Linked DNA regions of Homo sapiens: region 1 is linked to region 2. A link is an interaction called in ENCODE POLR2A ChIA-PET data of the cell type or tissue named here. Cell type or tissue: PC-9. All regions are shown on one strand. Links, peaks and the distances in the headings refer to the core of each region. The heading gives the core; the rest is flanking DNA.

Region 1 (5,380 bases), core at 248-5,247, 180 kb after region 2:
CCCTCTGTTATGTTCTGTCAAGATATACCTCAATTCCTGTGACTAGGGACGTTGGAAAGGCATTGTTTTAAAATTTATTTTGCAGTCTTTGATTCCAAATTGCTTATATCTTAGAATTCTTTCCCTTCATGACTTTTGTCCGTTGTTCATTTCCCCAAGTCACATCTTGATGGCCCGCGCTGTGAGTCAGATGGCTTTTCTGTAGCCAAGGTTATGTGCCTGGGGACGGCCCTTCACCCCATCCTCTAGAAAGGCAGGCTTTCAGCCCCAGAGGTACTTACAGATTGTTAATTCATTCTCTTTCTCCTTTTCCAGGCCTTTCATAAAGTCTTTATTTCCGGAAAATCTGCAGGCTGACAAGAAAGGGCGCCCAACTACTGCCGGAAGCAAAATAAAGGTTAGTTCTATTTTAGGAAGTTTATAGATTCTTATAAGGGCTAGCGCTTTCTAGGAGTAAGGAACTGCACCCCTGGGCCAGGATGAGGTCAGTGAGACGTGAGGAGGTGGTTACAGAAGATGCCCAGAAGTAACATCGCTGCTTGTTACAAGGTTCCAGGATGCAAGCTGAATTTGACTTGGCTGTACCGAAACCTTAAATGGATATTAAGTACCTCATAGCTTAATAGTCAGCAGATGATAATCAGCTACTTTCTAAGAGGAAATGGCTTTAAACAGAACCTGGAAGAATTTATGTTAAACTGTCAGAGAAATATGGTTCGGAGCCATGTTTTGGATACTGTTGACAGTTTACCAGGCCAGGCCCAAAAACCTGCCAGTTATGGAACGTTACTTGCCAGAAATTCTACTTGGTCTTTTAGGGGCAATTTATGCATCCCTCCTCACTGGGTCCTACAGGCCTCTCCTTGCTGTGAATTGAAGACACATCTAGCCACATGGTGTCTCAAAGTCTGAAGGAAATCTTACAGTGTTTCTCAGGAAGTAGGCAGGGTTCTGTGGTACCTGAGCCATTACACTGAATTAAGAGTTTACACTTAATTACACTGAATTAAGAGTTTGTGGGCTGGGTGCGGTGGCTCACGCCTGTAATCCCAGCACTTTGGGAGGCTGAGGCGGGTGGATCACCTGAGGTCAGGAGTTCAAGACCAGCCTGACCAACATGGAGAAACCCTGTCTCTACTAAAAATACAAAATTAGCCAGGCGTGGTGGCACGTGAGTGTAATCCCAGCTACTCAGGAGGCTGAGGCAGGAGAATCACTTGAACCCTGGAGGCAGAGGTTGCAGTGAGCCAAGATTGCGCGATTGCACTCCAGCCTCGGCAACAAGAGTAAAACTCCATCTCAAAAAAAAAAAAAAAAAAAATCTGTGTCAGCCAGATGTAGTGGCTCTGGCCTGTAATCCCAACACTTTTGGAGGCCGAGGAGGGAGGATTACTTGACCCCAGGAGTTCGAGACCAACCTGTGCGATATAATGAGAACCCCATCTCTACTAAAAATAAAAATGAGGTGTAGTGGCTCACATCTTATGCTCTCAGCTACTTGGGAGGCTAAGGAAGGAGGATCGCTTTAGTCAAGGAAGTCAAAGCTGCAGTGAGCCATGATTGCTCCAGCCTGGGGGACAGAACGAGACCCTGTCTCCAAAAAAAAAAAAAAATAGTTTTTGTCATTGTGTCACACACAATCATGTAACTCTAAGAAATACTCACTGAGCTATTTTTTAAAATCATACTGGTTAAGAATAATTTTTTTAAAAATTATACCAGCTGAATACTTCCTCAGTTTTACAATCAAAGGAATGGTTGAGTGACAGCAGGGCTTTGAGTTTGCTCGCCTGTGTTCGAATCTCAGCTCTGGCTTTTCCTCGCTGTGTGCTTGCCAAGGTGTTACTTACGCTCTCAGTGCCCTCACCGCTTCCCTGTAAAATGGAGTCTATCTTAAGAGTCTATCTTAAGATATTAGTGTCTATCTTAAGAGATTACTGTGATGATTCAGCTTCATAATTCATTGGAAGCATGTAACGCAGTGCCTGAGGCATACTGAACACAAGATGTATATGTATGCTCTGACTACATTCTTTCCCATTAGCCCCTTTCCTGTATCGCCGTTGTTGGTCTCTGCTTAATTGTTGTTTTTTTCTTTTTTGTAAAGTTGGGGTGTCACAATGTCACCTAGGCTGGTCTTGAACTCCTGGGCTCAAGCGATCCACCTCAGACTCCCAAAATGCTAGGATTACAGGCACAAGCCACCGAGTCCAGCCTGGGCTTTCAGCTGTAGGGTAGAGCCCTCTGAGCGTCAAGAACATCATGTTGAAAGAACTAGAGACATTTAGTAGCCTCAGGACAGTCCCTGGGTTAGGCTCACTGGGGCAGATTGCTGAAGGCAGAAAACAAATGAAATTCTCATGAGGCCCAGATATTAATGTCTGCGTGAAGTGTCTGACTCATGCCTTTACTGCAAAGTCCTGGATAAGGATTAACTCTGGGCTGGAAAATCGAGTCATAAGACTGTCACATTCAGATCCAAGGGGCCCAGATCATCCAGGTTATGATGACTCATTTTCAAGTGGTCTGGATTATTGTCTATAAAAAGGAGAGCAAGGGTAGGGACACTTTTTCCTCCTTAAAGACTTGTCCCCTTTCTTTCCTTCGTATGCTTGTCTGGTTGAAGGCTCAAAGTGCCACCATTGTGGGATGTTTCCAAAATGTTTAGGTTTACAAGTCTCAGGCCCTTGTCTAGGGAGGTCAAGCTGAAGTCAGCAGTTTACCTAAAGAGAGTACAGCATGTTTTCCCACCTCCAGGCACAATCTCCTTGGTGGATGTTGTGACCTCTGTCTGCCTGGCTGTCTGCCTCCACGTAGGAATAAAAGTCTCTCCCAGTACCTCTTACAGATACATAGCCATGGCCCAATCGCTGATACGTTCCATATCTACAGTAATTTGCAGACATCATTGTCATCTTAACGATGTCCCTGAGGCGTAAGCGTTTAAAAGGATTCTGAGTTCCTTGAAAGAAAAATTAAACTTGTGTTCAAGGTCATCGTAGTGTTATAGATTTCATTATATTCTAATTATTTAAAAATTTAAACTGATTTGTAGGATTTAACTAATAGAATATTCATTTGATGGGAACTCTTATTATATTGATTATAAATAAAAGTATAAATATAGTAATATTTAATAGCATTTGATTTTGAGGTTTTACTTAATTCGATATTGTCGTGTCTGGAAGGGACAAGTACAGGTTGAGCATCTCAAATCCTGAAATGCTCCAATGAGCATTTCCTCTGAGCATCGTGTTGGTGCTCAAAAAGTTTCAAATTTTGGAGCATTTTGGATTTCAGCTTTTCAGATTAGGGGTACTCAACTATAAAGTATAATGCAGGCCGGGCACAGTGGCTCATGGCTGTTATCCTAGCACTTTGGGAGACCGAGGTGGCTGGATCATTTGAGGTCAGTCTGGCCAACATGGTGAAACCCCATCTCTACTAAAAATACAAAAATTAGCTGGGCATGGTGGCAGGAGCCTGTAATGCCAGCTACTCAGGAGGCTGAGGCAGGAGAATTGGTTGAGCCCAGGAGGTGGAGGTTGCAAGTGAGCCGAGATCATGCCACTGAACTCCAGCCTGGGCGACAGAGCGAGACTCCATCTCAAAAAATAAAGTATAATGCCAATATTCCAAAATCTGAAAAAATCCAAAATCCGAAACACTTCCCTTCCCAAGCATTTCGGATAAGGGATACTCATCCCATATTTAAATTAGAGCCAAAGATTGATGCTACGGAGAAACAGAACCAAGCTCAGAGGTGGCAAAGGCAGACTGGCTATAGCTTTATCTGAGTGCAGCTGGAGCTATAAGGGACATGACAGAGGAAGTACAGGCATCATGCAGGTGATTGGATTGGTTGGGGGTTTTTTTGGTTTGTTTTTTTTTTGTTTTTTTTCTTGAGATGGAGCCTTGCTGTGTCACCCAGGCTGAAGGGCAGTGATGCGATCTTGGCTCACTGCAACCTCTGCCTCCCAGATTCAAGCGATCCTCCTGCCTCATCCTCCCACGTGGCTGGACTACAGGTGGCACCACCATGCTCAGCTAATTTTTTGGTATTTTTTTTAGTAGAGACGAAGTTTCACCATGTTGGCCAGGCTGGTCTCGAACTCCTGACTTCAATTGATCCGCCTGCCTCAGCCTCCCGAAGTGCTGAGATTACAGGAGTGAGCCGTTGCACCCAGCCTGATTGTTTGTTTTTTAATATGTATTTCAATCTCTAGATTAAATTAGAGGTCTTCTAGTTCAACCTACTTAGTTTACAGATAGAGAACTGAGGACCAGAGAAATCTAGTGATTAGTCATGTAACTTGCAAATAAAAGTGCCAGGACCCACAGTCAGGCCTGCTGTCATCTCTGTTGAAGGTAGAATGAGGAGCTTTCACCCTGAGCCGTTTCTCACTGTGCTGTCTGCGTATTTTAACACCTGCTTCTGTTGAGCAAGTGCTGTTGGTACTTTTCTGTCCTAACTCAGGAACCCTTCTTGGCTGGAATCAGGATTAAATTCAGTTACTGCTTCACAACCACCTCAGCAGACATCTTAAGTTGACCCAAGGTTGGGCACAGTGGCTCACACCTGTAATCTCAGCACTCTGGGAGGCCAAGGTGGGAAGATTGCTTGAGGCCAGGATTGGAGACGAGCCTGGGAAATATAGTGAGACCCCACCTCTACAAAAATTTTTTTTCAAAAATTAGCTGGGTGTGGTGGCATGTGCTTCCAGTCCCAGCTACACAGAGGGCTGAGGTGGAAGGATCACTCGAGCTTGGGAGGCCAAGGCTCCAGTGAGCTGTGATCATGCCACTCTACTCCAGCCTGGACAACAGAGCAAGACCCTGTTTCAAAAATTAAAAATAGGTAAATAAAGTTGACCCATAGCTATTGAAATACAGGATAATTTTGATGGTTAAGATGTATTTCTGTTTGCTGAAATTAATTATTCACAGCCTGGTGGCTTCTGTCTAATCCTACCTCAACCAGTTAATTCCTTTTATATCACACTAAATGATCCCATCTCTTTGTCAGCAAGGCAGGATAGGATTGTTGCCAAAGAACAGGCTTGGTAGCCCATGGGCGTGGGTTCAAGCCTTACTTCTCTTTCATGCAAATTGTGTCATCTTGAGCAATACTTTGTTTCTTTAAGGCCCAGCTTTCTCATCTAAAAAACAGGAATAATATTAAATAGTAGCCACCTCTTCAGGTTGTTGTGAGGCGTAAATGAGATAATACATGTATCTAATCTGCACTGCAAACTCAGTAAATGTTATCTGTCACTATTTTAGCTGGAGAGGACTATGGCAAGTGACTTATAAACTTAAGTTACACTTGCCTCTCTATGTTTTCTTATGCTGAGGTGAAAAAGAAGGAATGCTGTTAAAT
Region 2 (5,380 bases), core at 81-5,080:
GAGATTACAGGCTAATTTCGCTACTTTATAAATTATTTCTAAGCATCACCCCCTGCCACCACTCTCACACCCACTCGCAGTTTTTAAACTGAAAAGAAACTGGAATGTTTACATAATCATTATTGGAGCTAGGACACTTTTTTTTTTTTTTTTTGAGATGGAGTCTCGCTCTGTCGCCCAGGCTGGAGTGCGGTGGCGTGATCTCAGCTCACTGCAAGCTCCGCCTCCCCGGTTCATGCCATTCTCCTGCCTCAGCCTCCCGAGTAGCTGGGACTACAGGCGCCCGCCACCACGCCCGGCTAATTTTTTGTATTTTTAGTAGAGACAGGGTTTCACCAAGTTAGACCAGGATGGTCTCGATCTCCTGACCTTGTGATCGCCCGCCTCGGCCTCCCAAAGTGCTGGGATTACAGGTGTGAGCCATCGTGCCCGGCCGGAGCTGGGACACTTTTTAAAGGGAATTTATATAGCTAGGATTTGTGACAGTTGTGTGATTTTTTTATGTGGTTATGTGGTGTCATGCACTTTTCAATTCACTGAGGTCTCTTTTATAATAAAAATGCATATTTATATTTACTTTATAAAATTTGGAGCAAAACTGTACTACTTTAAATTATGGAAGCTTATAATTGTCATAGCTGTTTTTAGAATCACATTCTTGGTCCAACTTATAATCCATTTGTTATCAAGTCCTTATTGAAGCATTCCTCCTATGGGAAACTGTCATCAACTTTATCATGTTTGGCTCTATTTCGGGATTTCCAGGAATTCAATATAATAAAAGAGAGGGGCCATCTCCTTGTGCCGTTGACCTTTGTACATTCACCTTTCCACAGATACAGACATTGTATAGAAATGCACCTGAGCCATGTTTCCTACATGGCATCAGGACAATGGGCCAGGCAACAAAGGAACCTTTTGAGCTATCTCTTGGCGGTGCTGCCTGCCAGTCCATAGCTCAGGTCCACCTGCGCTACCAGCATTGTCAAACTACAGTATTTACTCAATTACATTCATACTGGGTTCCATTTAGCCTTGTCGCTTTTTCAAAATTAGTGAAATATGGAGAAAATATAAGTGCAAACACTAGTAAAAGGGAGTGTTGTTCTCATAAACATAAAACAATTGAGACAAAGAAGGGAATCATTAGGTGTGGAGAAGGTAGTGAATATTTAGCCTCAATAATGACAACTCATACCGAGACGTTGCTACGCATCACTCATCATTGCTATTACTTTATATGATTTAATTCATATTCTTACAACACTATGTGAGAAATAAATGATGAAGGTACTATTATTATCTCTGTCTTTACAGATAAAAAAAAATTCATGATTTATAAAGGTAAATAGCCTGACCCAAATCTTAAAGCTGCCTATTGGACTTCAGGTGGTCAACTTTGCTCAGCTAGGATGGAGATGCTCAGATTTTAAAAACATCTATGCATGCTGGAATTATAGCTTAAGACTATGTCTAGGGGACAGCACACAATCAGGGATTTTATGCTACATTTTAGATCTCTGAAAATAGAAACCTGTGCTTAAAGCACACGGATTTGTCTTTGAACTTTATATATCTGACATTGGTGTGTGTTTTGGGAACGTGTTCTATATGAAGGTAGAACTCTCTTGCATTGTTGTATGTTTTGGATGTACATGTAAACATGTGAATCCTATGAGGACTGGGAACTTGTCTTCTACTTCTCCAGCACCTACAACAGTGCTCAGTAAAGGTTGGTTGTGGTGGTGAGTGATAACAGTAGTCAGTTGGAAACCATGCTGCCATCATGCTGAACACCAAGAAACACTCTATTCAATCTCCCCAAGTGTTTGTAACAATATATTGAAAAACATGTCATCTATCTGAGCATGGTGGCTCACACCTGTAATTCCAGCACTTTGGGAGGCCGAGGAGGGAGGATCGCTTGAGCCCAGGAGCTTGAGACCAGCCTGGGCAATATAGCAAGACCCAGTCCTACAAAAAAAGAAAAAAAAATTAGCTAGCCATGTTGGCACCGCCTGTAGTTCTGGCTACTTGGGAGGCAGAGGCAGGAGGATTGCTTGAGATATGTGTTCACACCACTGGAGTCCAGCCTGAGTGACAGAGTGAGACCCTGTGTCAAAAAAAAAAAAAAAAAAGAAAAAAATGTCATCTTAAATACACACACACAACACACACATCTATGTGTTTACACAAATATTTAAAGGCATGTAATCAAAAACACATTTATAAGTACATGATAATAAAGGAAAAATGATGTCACATCTCAAGTATGTAAACACATTTACAGGCACAATGATGATAAAGGGGAAATGATGATGATCATTACAAAGGCCATACATTTTTTTCTATTGAAGAGGTGAACGGAATTACCCTCCTGGACTCACTAAGTGTAGAAATCGAGGCAGCAGACAGGCAAAGTCAGCAAACTGCTGCATGCCCTAAATTTGGAGTGTCTACCCTGTCTTCCTTCCCCAGAGACTCTGTCCCCATCTGCCATCTCTTTTTAATGGGGCAGTAAGCTTTAGGACATCACTCCTCTCACAGCATTTGCTTGGAATGTGACTGGACAGGCACCTGGTCCCAGCAGAGCCTTCCTTGTCAGTGACCTATGACCTGGGTGGCGTGATTTAAAAGGTTGAGCTGGGTGAGTCAGATTCTTTCTTTTTTTCTCTCCGTCCCTTTCTCCCTATGGAACTTGAATCAAAAGTCTAGAGGGCAGTTTCCAGTGAGCTGTGGGCAACATTGTAAAAAACGTTATTCTAGGGCCCAAGTCAGATCGTGACAGGCTACAGGCACTTTGCAAGCTGAAATCGGGGAAGAGGAACAACTGTGAGTTAAGTGGGAGAAGCTTCAAGAGACAGACAAGAAAAGAACATCCAACCACGCAGAGATGCACAGCCCTGCCTTCTTTTGTCTTGTTTTTCCTGGGCTCCTGGGCATGTATACTTTAAAAAAAAATTTCTTTCTGGCCTAGTGAAGTGGCTCACGCCTATAATCCCAGCACTTTGGGAGGCTGAGGCACTTGGATCACTTGAGGCCAGGAGTTCGAGACCAGCCTGGCCAACATGGCAAAACCCCATCTCTACTAAAAATTCAAAAATTAGATAGGTGTGGTGGCACGTGCCTATGGTCCCAGCTACTCGGGAGGCTGAGGCATGAGAATCGTTTGAACCTGGGAGGCAGAGGTTGCAGTGAGCCAAGGTCGTGCCAGTGCACTCCAGCTTGGGTGACAGAGTGAGACTCTATCTCAAACAAAAACAAAAACAAAAGCAAAAAAATAAAGCAAAGGCCAGGCATGGTAGCTCACGCCTATAATCCCAGCACTTTGTGAGGGTGCAGCGGCTGGATCACTGGAGATCAGGAGTTAGAGACCAGCCTGGCCAACATGATGAAACCCTGTCTCTACTAAAAATACAAAAATTAGCCAGGTGTGGTGACGTGCACCTGTAATCCCAGCTACTTGGGAGGCTGAGGCAGGAGAATCGCTTGAACCTGGGAGGCGGAGGTTGTAGTGAACCGACATCACAACACTGCACTCCAGTTTGGGCAACCGAGTGAGACTCCGCCTCAAAAAAAAAAACAACATTATTTTCTTTAAAGTAACCCATGTGCTCTTCTGATCCTTGTTAGTAAAAGAGACTAAATTGGAGCAACACATAACGGCAGAAAAAAGTCTCTCTTGGCCAGATGTGGTCACTCACCTGTAATTCCAGCAATTTGGGAGGCTGAGGCAGGAGGACAGCTTGAGGCCGGGAGTTTAAGGCAGCAGTGAGCTGTCATCATGCCATCATACTCCAGTCTGGGCAACAAAGCAAGATGTCATCTCAAAATAAATGAATGAATGAATGAATAAATAAATAAATGAATAAATAAATAAGTCTCTGCCAGTGGAGGATATAAACACACACACACCAAAAAAAAAAACACAGGAGAACCATATAAGTACAGCAGTCCAAGACCATGAAAGATAGTGGCAAACAGTCATTTCATCTGACAGTCCCCCAGGACCTTGGTTCGTGCAATCCTGTGCAATAATCAATATTTATGGTAATGACCTTGAGTCTTAAAGCAAAAGCTGCCTGACATTCAATGTATTTTCAGAAGTCCATGAAATGTGTAGTTTCATTCAGAAAAAACTTTTCTTAAAGTTAAAAAAAAAAGTCTTGGTATCTAAAAATGACAAGATTTGGCTGGGTGTAGTGGTTTATGCCTTTAATCCCAGCACTTTGGGAGGCTGAGGCTGGAGGACTGCTTTAGCCCGGAGTTCGAGACCAGCCTGGGTAACATGGTGAGACTCTGTCTCTACAAAAAATAAAAAAATTAGCCGAGCTATAGGTAGTGTGTACCTATGGTCCCAGCTACTTGGGAGGCTGAGACGGGAGGATCCCTTGAGCCTGGCACAGTGATACCTGTTTGTGCCTCTGCACTCCAGCCTGGGAGACACAGTGTGGTGCTGTCAAACAAACAAACAAAAAAACAAAAACAAAAAAAAAAAAAGAAAGAAAAGAAAGAAAAAAGGAAAAAAGGCAAGGTTCATGCAGAGATTTGTTATTTTTTACTTTTTGAAATGCACATATTTATTGATCCATGCCTTGCCTTGTTGTAGCAAAGAGCTCAGATGACTTATAAGAATACACAGGATCCAACAGGAAAGTAAACATTGACAGTGAGTGGGGAAAATAAAGAACATCAAGGTATGGACAAGAGATTTAGTTATCTGCAAAGCTCATTTCCATGGACTTCCTCATTCCTTGCTAGATCATGGACCACCATAACTAGTATTAATCATTGTTTCAACTCCAAATTTTTTAGATTTGGAGAAAGATCAAGGTTTATCTTCTGAATGTAAAAATCAAATTGAAACTGGAAGAAAAGAAAATATTGATTTAAATCAGAGAAAATATAATAATAAATCTACACAAACATGCTTTTAATAAGCTGCTAATTTAAGCATATATTTAAATCATTTCTATTCCTTTACTTCAGTAAAATAATTCTTAAGGCAAAATAATTTTATTTTATTTTATTTTTTTTTGAGACAGAGTCTCCCTCCGTCACCCAGGCTGGAGTGCAATGGCACTGTCTCGGTTCACTGCAACCTCTGCCTCCTGGGTTCAAGTGAGTCTTCTGCCCCAGCCTCCTGAGTAGCTGGGATTACAGGCACCTGCCACCACGCCCGGTTACTTTTTTGTATTTTTGGTAGAGATGGGGTTTCACCATGCTGGCCAGGCTGGTCTCGAATTCCTGACCTCAGGTGATCCACCTGCCTCGACCTCCCAAAGTGCTGAGATTACAGGTGTGAGCCACCGTGCCTGGCCTTAATTTATCTTAATCAGAAGTAGCATCATGTTACATTATACAACTGGTGAAATTCTCT

Evidence for each region. Peaks named below come from ENCODE experiments on the same cell type or tissue, not always from the same donor. Only the 100,000 strongest peaks of a DNase experiment are listed, where the experiment ranks them.
Region 1: POLR2A ChIA-PET joins it to region 2 with 7 read pairs; 4 of 35 experiments call an interaction of 5 or more read pairs at or near these places.

Annotation. Positions count from the first base shown.
Region 1 is chr15:59,197,343-59,202,722 of GRCh38, reverse strand. It overlaps MYO1E (myosin IE), which reads left to right. Exons shown (of 28, transcript NM_004998.4): 16 at 316-397. Among named protein-coding and RNA genes, the nearest start is that of LDHAL6B, 6.8 kb to the left of the region's middle. In PC-9, for the core only: no CTCF peak of the experiment used is centred there; a DNase peak (open chromatin) is centred at 2,452; H3K27ac peaks cover 2,307 bases.
Region 2 is chr15:59,378,354-59,383,733 of GRCh38, reverse strand. No RefSeq gene overlaps it. Among named protein-coding and RNA genes, the nearest start is that of MYO1E, 8.2 kb to the right of the region's middle. RefSeq lists an enhancer at 3,169-3,670. In PC-9, for the core only: no CTCF peak of the experiment used is centred there; a DNase peak (open chromatin) is centred at 2,613; H3K27ac peaks cover 1,589 bases.